Linked DNA regions of Homo sapiens: all the other regions are linked to region 2. The links are chromatin contacts, found by Hi-C or POLR2A ChIA-PET in ENCODE. All regions are on one chromosome and are shown on one strand. The core of a region is the stretch at or near the end of the contact, and the rest is flanking DNA. Distances in the headings are between cores, read along the strand shown.

Region 1 (3,272 bases), core at 146-2,645, 260 kb after region 2:
CTACTTTATTTCACCACAAAACATGTTCTTCTTCGTGTGTGTATCATCTGTCTCTCCCCACAACACCCCACTCCCATTAGAATGTAACTTTCATGAGGGCCAGGACTGTACCTTTCTTGTTGGCTTCCATGCCTTTCCTGAGCAGGAAAGTAACTTCTCAGTAAATCTGTGTTGAGTGGATACGGAAAGGACGGAGGCCAAATCCCACTGACCCCCTCCTTTTTGGGTGGCCCTGTGAGCCCTGCTGGGTGCCTGTCAGTGCCCCACATCTCAAGCCCACTTGGCCATGGCCAGGCTCACAGTTTCCTCTTGGGAGTCCCAGGACATAGGGCAGGGACTGCCCTGTGGACCTGCTCTTAGAGACCTTGGGAACACTGGTGAGATTTAGCTCAGGGTACTCACCCTCAGCAGGGGGCTGTCAGAGCATGGACTCTGGAGTCAGCCCATCTGTTTCCATCAGATACTAGTGGACCAGTTACTTATCCCCTCTGTGCCTGGTTTTCCCATATGTAAAAATGAGAGAATACCAATTACCTCATAGGGCTGCTGCTGTGAAGATTAAACAGGATAATATACGTAAAACAGAGCTCATGGTTGGCTTGGAGTAAAGCTCTCCAGATGGTAGCTATTATTGTTGTTGTTGTTGTTAGTGCCATATCCAAGTGTCACTCTTCAGAGCATGAATGGGGGTGCCCGAGGGACTTGGGTGGGGGAGTGAGGAGACAAACATAAAGAAGACATCTAGGGAAGGGAAGAACCGGAATGGAATAATCGAGATGTGTTTGCATTCGTGCGTGTGTGTGTGTGTGTGTGTGTGTGTGTGTGTGTGTGTGTGCGCGCGCGCGCCTGCGGAGGGGGGTGGCAAGGATCCAGAAGGGGAGCCCACCCCTTCTTCCGAGCTCAGCTCTGGGGAGCCGGGCGCTCAGGCTCGCCAGGCTGCAAAGAGAGCTGAGAGCTGCCTCGCGCCCCGCGCAGAACCGGCGGTGGAATAACCAGCGCCTCAAGTGTGTGCATCTGGGACCAGGGGGCGGGGGAGGGGGACCTGCGGCCCCGCGGCCAACCCGGTTGGTGCAGACTTGGGGATCCCAGAAGGGACAGTGCCCGCCCAGTCGCGGCGATTGAGGGTCCCTGTCCGGGCGCAGCTCGGGCCAGCCGCGTGCTCCGGGGCCGCGGCTTCTCCCGGAACCCCCGCGGGCGGGGCCTGCCTTCCGGAGCCGGTTGGCGGGGGGCGGGCGGCGCCGGGGAAGGGGCCGTTACTTTCCCAGAGCGGCGGGGCGACGTCAGGCGGAAGGGCGCGGGGCGCGCACGCTTTAAATGGCATTCGCTGTCATCCGAGCTCAGAGCCGTGTGGGCAGCCGCGGGCTATATAAGCCGCGAGCCTGGCCGCCGCGGGGCAGACGGCGACAGCAGCGGCGGCGAGCGCCTCGGAGCGCGGCGGAACAGCGCCCCCCGAGCCCCGTGCCCCCCGACGGGTCCGCCCGCCCGCCCGCCCTCCCGAGGAGCGCCGGCCCGGGCCCGCGAGGGCCGCCGCCACCCCGCAGCAGATTTGGATCCCCCGCCCGGCGAGCCCCCGGCTGCTGCCTCCCGGGGGGCCCCGGCGCAGCGGCCGCCCTCGGAGAGCCCCGGCGCCCCGCCGCCCGGCCCCGCAGACGCCGGAGGCGCCATGGCCGCCAAGCCCGGCGAGCTGATGGGCATCTGCTCCAGTTACCAGGCGGTGATGCCGCACTTCGTGTGCCTGGCCGACGAGTTCCCGCAGCCCGTGCGGCCCGCCAAGCTGCCCAAGGGCCGGGGCCGGCTGCGGCGGCCGCGCCAGTCTCGCTTCAAGACGCAGCCGGTGACCTTCGACGAGATCCAGGAGGTGGAGGAGGAGGGGGTGTCCCCCATGGAGGAGGAGAAGGCCAAGAAGTCGTTCCTGCAGAGCCTGGAGTGCCTGCGCCGCAGCACGCAGAGCCTGTCGCTGCAGCGGGAGCAGCTCAGCAGCTGCAAACTGAGGAACAGCCTGGACTCCAGCGACTCCGACTCGGCCCTGTAAGGGGCGCCGCCCGCGGGGGGGACGCGCGCGTCCGCGGTCCGCGCGGGGACCGGCGTGTGAACCCCGAGAGTGCCCGCGCCCTGCTCCCGGGGGACCCGCAAGGACCCGGGACCGCCGCTCCTCGCGCGCTCGGACTCCCGCCCCGCTGCGAACCGGTCGGTGCGCCCCTCGCCGCGCTCGCCCTGGCCCGGGAGCGCCGGGAGCGGGGCCGCTTTCCTCGTCCTTGTAAATGTTTATTTTTTAACTCTTCCCAGTGCGAACTCTGCTGTGAGTGTGTGCGGGGAGGCGCGCCCGCGCTGAGTCGGCGGCGGGTAGCCACTCCATGCCCTTGTCCGATGGTTTGCAACTCCGATTTTGCACACCGCTCCACCGTGCCCCCCAGCGCACACCCATTCACACTCACGCCAACACTCTCGCTGAACACTTTTATAATTGTTAGGCGTGGCCGTTGGGACTTTGGGCGCAGCGCGGCTGCTACTGCGTCTGGAGGATTGATATTTATTTTTGCATTGCGATGGCTGAAGGCATTTATTTAACGATCTTTTTACCTGGATATGTCTGTGAGGCTCCTGAAAGGAGACAAATAAAGTCAATATATTTGCACAGTGCAGTTTTCCAGGCTCTTGACTTTTTGCACCTTCGGGGTCCAGGCTCCCAAGACTCGGGGAGGTGGGGGAGGAGGTGGCAGGGGGATGTCGGACCAGGGAGCCGGGAGTGGAGCTACCTCCACAAGCTTCGGTCACCGGAACGAGGTTGCGCCACCGGTGCGCGGGTCGGTTGCCTGCCTCCCCAAGTGGATCCACCCCCGGTCCAGTGTGCTCCTGCGTCCCTGGTCTATTCCCCATCGCCGGCATCCGGGCTGAAGTGAAGCCGCAGGAGGGGCGGAGGCAGAGCTGACGATGGAGAGCTCTCTCCTCCGTACAGTTCACTTCCCAGAGCTGGGGTCAGGGTCCTCGCCCCGCACCCGCCACAGAAGACGCATCTCCCTCTGCGCTGATTCCTGGCGGCGGGTGGGGAGATGTCGGAGCCAGCAATGCGAGATGTTTGGGCGTTGGGACCCGAGAGTGGGCTGGAGGCCAGCCTGGGTTGGTCGAGAGTGTGGGTGCGCGCTCGCTGTCGCGGGCAGGTGACTCCCTGACCGCAGTTGACCCAGCGCAGTGCCTGGCGCTCCTGCGCTGCGGGGAAAACCGCGGCCGCTATGTCTCCAGCCGTTCTCTGCGCTCCGCAGGGTTCCTCCAGG
Region 2 (3,456 bases), core at 39-2,538:
ATCGTCTCAGCCCAAAATCTCCTTAAGTTTTACACAATTTTTTAAACTTACCTTGTGATCTTTCTCCTCTGCAACTTTGCTAACGTAGTTCCCATGCCTCTATCTGGACTTCACACTTCTGTGCCCCCTGGAAATACCACTCCCCCACTCCCCAACCAAAAAAGGGAAATTTAAAAAAGAAAGTAAAATTTTCTATCCCCCTTTGAAGACAAATTAAAAGATATAGTCTCCTTCCAAAACTAATTGTTCAGCAAGCTGTGTTCCTATATTTTTCATTCACCATACAGCTCTGATGCCATCGTCTAACAGTTATTAGACTCCATCAGGTTATTTGCCTTGAACCCCAAATCGTTGGGAACTAAGTGATGTTTAGTGCTCAGCTGGGAGGGAGGTCTGGCATTTAAGGGCTCTCTATGAGTGAGTGTAACCCGGGCGAATGCCTGCAGCGAGGAAGGCACAGACACAGAAGACTGCAAGCCTTTATCTGGAAAAGTTTATGGCAACAATGACAGCACGCTTAACAATGATATATTTATTATATAATTATATCATATATGTAAAATATATATTTATTTAATAAAGAGTTGAAAATAAAACTGTGGCTCCACACCTATTTCTTTTCTTTTTTTTTTTGTTTTTGTTTTGGGATGGAGTCTCACTCCGTCGCTCAGGCTGGAATGCAGTGGCGCGATCTCGGCTCACTGCAACCTCTGCCTCCCGGGTTCGTGATTCTCCTGCCTCAGCCTCCCGAGTAGCTGAGATTACAGGCGCACGCCACCACGCCCGGCTAATTTTTGTATTTTTAGTAGAGACGGGGTTCGGATGTTGGCCAGGCTGGTCTCGGACTCCTAAGCTCAAGCGATTCGCCCGCCTCGGCCTCCCAAAGTGCTGGGATTACAGGTGTTAGCCACCGCGCCCTGCCTACGCCCACTTCTTACTATAATCTTTCCATTCACTAGCGGCTTCTCTGATCCCATTTCCTCTTCGAACCTGAGCTCAAACCAGCCTGGGTCTGACCGGCCAATCCGAGCGCAGTCTTCCGCAGTCGCGAGTACGGCTGCAGCCAATGAGAGACCGGGGCGCCTCGGTGGGGTGAGACAGGGCGCTCACTGGCGGAACCCCGGGGGACGCGGTGATGGGAGGAGTGTGGGAGGGGCAGTGGAACTGGAGTCAGCTAATGGCTGACGCACTACGCGCAGAGGGAAAGACGGGTCACCAATAGCGACACGGATATGGCCCCGCGGGCGGGGTTTAGGCCCAAAGTGGTGTCGGAGCAGCGCCTATTAGTGTCATCCTCACCGTCACGGCCGGCGCCTCCTCCTGGATTCATTCACTCGCTCTTTTCATTCACGAAGGTAGTGAGGCCTAGTGGAAAGCCATGGAGAGCGCTCTCCCCGCCGCCGGCTTCCTGTACTGGGTCGGCGCGGGCACCGTGGCCTACCTAGCCCTGCGTATTTCGTACTCGCTCTTCACGGCCCTCCGGGTCTGGGGAGTGGGGAATGAGGCGGGGGTCGGCCCGGGGCTCGGAGAATGGGCAGGTGAGTCGGATGCAGCGCCGCGTCCTCGCTCCCGCGGCGGCCCGGACCAGGCCTGGGCCGTGATGACTAGTTCTGGGGTCTGCTCCTGGCCTTCCCCTCCCCAGCTCTCCTCTTTCTCAGGCTCCTGTGCCCCGCGGGCCCCTCCTGGCTCCCTTGGCTGTCTTCTGCTTGCTTAGACTACTTGCAGAGTTTTAAGGTACGAAATACACTGCTCGCTCAATCCTGGGAATCTAAGCTCAGCTTAGGGTGTAGGAGAAAACTGCCTTAAGTCTCTGGGGCTTGTGCCCTTTAAGCCATTCCGTGTTCATGGAGCCAGTCAGTCGCCCTGCTGCCTCCTCAGTCACACGCTGTCCTCCTTGGTTCGCCCCTTGTAAGTGTTTTTAAAATAAAGTTTTTCGCTCGGTTTGAATATTGGCCCTGTGCTAAGGATGCAGAGCATTCTGTTAACATGTTTGGGCAGAGGATGGAAAGGGGTGTAGGGACACAATTTCAGAAGGCTTTTTGCACTGCGGAATCGTACCTCCCCAGTTACGATTAAGATAGTAATCGTATCTGGATTTGGCCTATTTCATACAATTACAAAGCCCCTTTAAAAGGAATTCTCGCTAAACTGTTCTGGAGTCCTAACGAGTAGCAAGAACTATTGCTTCTGTAAAATGATAACTCATCATGTTAAAATCAGATTTTTTTTTTTTTTTCACAAGGACGTTTGTAGGAAAAAGTATACCCGTAAAGAGTGAACCAAACACATGGAACTTGTAGTCGGAGGATTTTTAAAATGGAGGACGAAGGTCAGGTTGAGGAAATAGGGAAAATTATCTGCAGGGAAGTTTTGCTCCCCCCCCCCTTTTTTTTTTCTTTTTCAACCTATTTTGTTTCCTTCTTTGCTTTATTTTTCGTCTCTTGGCCTTTTTTCCCTTTAAACCGAGTGATTACTTATGATATGCTTGTGGTCCTACCCTGAGATGATTATTTATTTTGATGTTTTATAATCGAATGTGCACTTCCTAAGCATTTTATTGAATTTTGGGGTGGTTAGGCATTGCCTGCAGACTGGGCTCAGGTAAGATACACTAATAATGTTACTCCATGTTCTTTGTTTATTTAGAAACATTTAAACAACCTAGTAGGAAAGACATATGTTAACCTTTTGGGTTTATGTTAACATTAAGAGAAAACATCTTAGCAGTGGATATGTATGTGAAATCTTTGGACGATGTGGAGCAACATTATAATTCTGTTTCACAGTCACCTGTTTCTCTGAAAAAGGAAGTGAAATGTTCAGCTGGGTGTGATGGCTCACGCCTGTAATCCCAGCATTTTGGGAGGCCGAGGCGAGTGGATCACAAGGTCAGGAGTTTGAGACCAGCCTGACCAACACGGTGAAACCCCGTCTGTACTAAAAATACAAAAATTAGCTGGGCGTGGTGGCGCGCCCCTGTAGTCCCAGAGGCTGAGGCAAGAGAATCGCTTGAACCCAGGAGGCGGAGTTTGCAGTGAGCCGAGATCATGCCACTGCACTCCATCCAGCCTGGGTGACAGAGCGAGACTCATCTCAAAAAAAAAAAAAAAAAAAAAACAGAAAGTGAAGTATTCAACTTGGTTATAATTAAGATTATGATTTCCCAATTGACTTGCCCACATTCTTCATTGTTAGTTTTGGAAAACCTGTTTGAAGACTTTTGACTACAAAAGACTACAAGATTTTTATACAAGATAAAAATTAGGGAATTGTATCAAGATAAAATTTGTAATTGGTAAGCAAAGACTAATGTTAATAACTTGTTGTTTTCTTTTCTTTTCTTTTTTTTTTTGAGACAGGGTCTCACTTTGTCACCCAGGCTGGAGGGCAGTGGTGTGGTGGTGTGATCATAGCCAACTGCAGCCTCGAACTCTTGGGTTCAAGTGATCCTCCCAT
Region 3 (3,384 bases), core at 488-2,987, 410 kb after region 2:
TGCCTCACACAGTTCTTTAACACGGCAAATTCTCATTTTATAAAAGAACAAAGGATTAATTAAAAACATACATGTTTAAAATACAGATAAATATGGAGAAGAAAAAAAGAGGCCACAATCTTCCAGACCAGATAGCTATTGTTGACTTATTTCAAAAAGTGAAAACAATATTCCCTGGGATAAGATAAATTTGGATACAGTTCCAGTGGTGATTGTCACTGCTCTCCACCCATCCAGTTCTCAAATGGGGTGGGTGTGTGCTACATTTTGTATCATTTGCAGGGGGGATTTGATTTGGAAAGCAGAGCAATGCCCCCTTGGATGTGGGGAAGCAGAACATGAGTGTCCCATCCCCAGAATGTCCTCATCCCAATCTCCCTAGATCTGTGACAAGCAGGCATTAACTCACAAAAATATCCCTGGAATCGAGGTTGCTGCCGGAAGCCTCTGTAGGTATCTAGTCTCAGAATCATCACTTTGAATATTTAAGCTATCAGTGACAACTTCCACCAGATGGCGCCAAAGTACATCTGGGACCAGAAGGGATTTGGATCCTGTAGCCAGACCCACAACTCTACCAAACCAACATCGCAGGCCCAGGGGTCATTTCATTAACCTCTCAATAACATCGCTCTGAATTTTAATTTAATTTTTTAGTTTCCACTTACTGCTTTATGACAGCGGTTTTAGTGTGCATGGATAGGGCTAAATCATGTAAATAATAGAGAAAGATACAAAACAAAAATGCGTTTTTTTTTTTTTTTTTTGGAGACAGGGTCTTGCTCTATCACCCAGGCTGGAGTGCAGTGGCACGACCACGGCCCACTGCAGCCTTGACCTCCTGGGCTCAAGCAATCTTCCTGCCTCTGCCTCCTAAGTAGTTGGGACTACAAGCGTGTGCTACGATGCCTAGTTAACTTTTTATTTTTTGTAGAGATGGGGTCTTGCTCTGCTGCCCAGGCTGGTCTCAAACTCTTGGGCTCAAGCGATCCTCTCGTTTAGGCCTCCCCAAATGCTGGAATTACAGGCGTGAGCCACCTTTCCTCGCCATAAATGCTTCCATTTCCGCCTCGACAACTACTCCACCTGAAGCTGTTCATTTCTTCTTGCATTCCTTCCAGAAAAAAGTTATACACATGCCTGAATATAAGCACCTACTTTATATATTTCTCCCTCTTGTTTTTGCATATGCATAGTTTACCTAAAAGTGACTTGCCCGCTGTTTTGGACTACGCTTTGATCTTAACTAATATCTTGGAGATATTTCCTTACCCAAATATATTGCACTATCTCACATTACTCAAATCAATCAAATTCCATAATTTATTTCGATTGTGTCTAGCATTTCGCTATGATTAGAAAGAATGCTGTCATGGAACTTTTTGACAAACATTGTTGAGAATATCCATAGGGCAAACTCCGTACAGAGAGCTTGTTGGAATGAAGGGTACCAGCATTTTCCGTTTGATGGATAGTACCAAATTGCCCTCCAGGAATGTTATACGCTCACCAGAACTGATTATAATAAAACGTCTACATATTTGTTAGTTTTATAAGCAACGCGTGGTGTCTCGTTTGGGTTTAAGGATTCTTTAATTATGAATGAGGCTGTCTGAGCATTTCACTGCGGAGCCTGAGCGCGCCTGCCTGGGAAAACACTGCAGCGGTGCTCGGACTCCTCCTGTCCAGCAGGAGGCGCGGCCCGGCAGCTCCCGCATGCGCAGTGCGCTCGGTGTCAGACGGCCCGGATCCCGGTTACCGGCCCCTCGCTCGCTGCTCGCCAGCCCAGACTCGGCCCTGGCAGTGGCGGCTGGCGATTCGGACCGATCCGACCTGGGCGGAGGTGGCCCGCGCCCCGCGGCATGAGCCGGTGACCAAGCTCGGGGCCGAGCGGGAGGCAGCCGTGGCCGAGGTAAGCGCGGCTCTCCAGGGCGGCGGCCGGGCGGGCGCTGAAGCGAGGGCTCGGGCCTCCGGGGGCCGCTGCTGGGTCGGGACAAGGGCCGAGGGAGCGCGGCCGCGCGGAGGCTCCGTGGAGGCCCGTGGGCTGCGAGAGGCCACCCCCAGCCCCGCCGGGGCTGTGACAATGACTGCCCGCTTTTGGAGCGCTCCGATTTCCACTCCTGCTTCTCCTTCTCCTCCGGCGGCGGCCGCGCTTTCAGCATCTTGGTACCCACCTGTTCTCCTAGCCAACCTTCGCCCCCAGTCCGCTCCTTCCTTTCCTCCTGCGACCCGCCCTCCGCCCTCCGCCGTGACCCCTCCCTTCCTGCTGCCACCTTCCCGCCAGCCACAGGGATCTGATTCCTCCCAGGGGGATGTCCTGCGCCTCAGGGTCCGGTGGTGGCCTGCGGCATCCCTTGCGGTGCCAGAAGCCGTGGGACGAGGTAGGGAAGGGGCCAGGGGCATGTTATGCCGGGGACTGGGTGGTCGGGGGCGTGTTAGGCCGGGGACTGGGTGACCGGGAACTAGATGGCCGGGGGCGTGTTAGGCCGGGGACTGGGTGGCCGGGGTCATGTTGGGCCAGGCACTAGGTGGCTGGGGGCGTGTTAGGCAGGGGACTGGGTGGCCGGGGGCCTGTCAGGACGGGGCAGGAGTATGTTAGACTGCGGACTAGATTGCTGGTGGCATGTTAGGCCAGGGACTAGGTGGCCCGGGGGTGTGTCGGGCCGGGGCCAGGGGCATGTTAGTCTCGGGACTAGGTGGCCAGAAGCACACTGGCTCTGGGCTTCAACTTGAAGTCCAGAGGTGTTTGGGGCTTTGTTACATTCGGTGGGAACCAGATCTAAACACACAATTTTGAGAATCAAAGAATTGCTTGGTGTTACTGATTGGGCAATGCTAATCTAGAAAGGTTCTTGACTTATTTATGTGAAGATATGGTCTTGAAATATGTACATTTAAATTCTTGTAAGTCTTAACTTCTTGTAAGTCAGGTAAGTGCTCTATGTACTTTAACTGGACTTAGTTTGTAACTTTCAGAACTCAAAGGCTATTCACTGTAATAAAATAGATGATTCAGTTTCCATCATTCACTTTCCCCGACTTCCTGGTTGCATGTGAGGGTATGAATGGATAATCAGTTTTGGGGCCAGACTGCCATGCTGTGAATCCTAGCTTTGGCATTTCCAGTTGTGTAATATTGGGCCAGGTACTTAAACTTTCTGTTGTACTATCCCCATCTGTAAAATGAGGGTAATAATAGCTTGGCTTATAGTGCTGTTATGAAGATTAAATAAGTTAACACTATAAAGTGCTTAAAACAGACCCTGGCATGTAGTAAGTGCTTAGTAAGATTTACATATTAATTATGTAATGACACACATTGTCTTATGGTATAATTCCCATGATTAAAAGGGCATTGTTTTTAATTGAAAATAATTTTTAGGG

The links. A loop is a pair of places that touch in the nucleus more often than their neighbours do. ChIA-PET counts read pairs that join two places held with the same protein, here RNA polymerase II (POLR2A). Pooled maps may share reads with other maps.
Region 1: a loop to region 2 is called in a map of naive thymus-derived CD4-positive, alpha-beta T cell, with 4 times the contacts of the local background. The contact joins the promoter of C11orf96 here to the promoter of HSD17B12 in region 2. A Hi-C loop is called at or near these places in 1 of 168 maps with a recorded cell type or tissue (naive thymus-derived CD4-positive, alpha-beta T cell) and 12 of 50 pooled maps. POLR2A ChIA-PET finds 5 or more read pairs at or near these places in 2 of 52 experiments (HEK293T and WTC11).
Region 3: a map of naive thymus-derived CD4-positive, alpha-beta T cell shows a loop between it and region 2 (4-fold over the local background). The contact joins the promoter of EXT2 here to the promoter of HSD17B12 in region 2. A Hi-C loop is called at or near these places in 2 of 168 maps with a recorded cell type or tissue (both naive thymus-derived CD4-positive, alpha-beta T cell), 1 of 37 single-sample maps with no recorded cell type and 8 of 50 pooled maps.

What each region holds. Positions count from the first base shown.
Region 1 is chr11:43,941,242-43,944,513 of GRCh38, forward strand. C11orf96 (chromosome 11 open reading frame 96) reads left to right here and starts at 1,396. Exons shown (of 1, transcript NM_001145033.2): 1 at 1,396-2,637. The coding sequence starts at 1,664. The coding sequence ends at 2,032. It also overlaps a transcript of ACCSL not described here. RefSeq lists silencers at 984-1,113, 1,154-1,283 and enhancers at 2,023-2,852, 2,853-3,272.
Region 2 is chr11:43,679,450-43,682,905 of GRCh38, forward strand. HSD17B12 (hydroxysteroid 17-beta dehydrogenase 12) reads left to right here and starts at 1,289. Exons shown (of 11, transcript NM_016142.3): 1 at 1,289-1,538. The coding sequence starts at 1,379. RefSeq lists enhancers at 884-933, 1,144-1,709, 1,784-1,833, 1,984-2,043.
Region 3 is chr11:44,093,941-44,097,324 of GRCh38, forward strand. EXT2 (exostosin glycosyltransferase 2) reads left to right here and starts at 1,738. Exons shown (of 14, transcript NM_207122.2): 1 at 1,738-1,912. RefSeq lists a silencer at 1,605-2,224 and an enhancer at 2,645-2,694.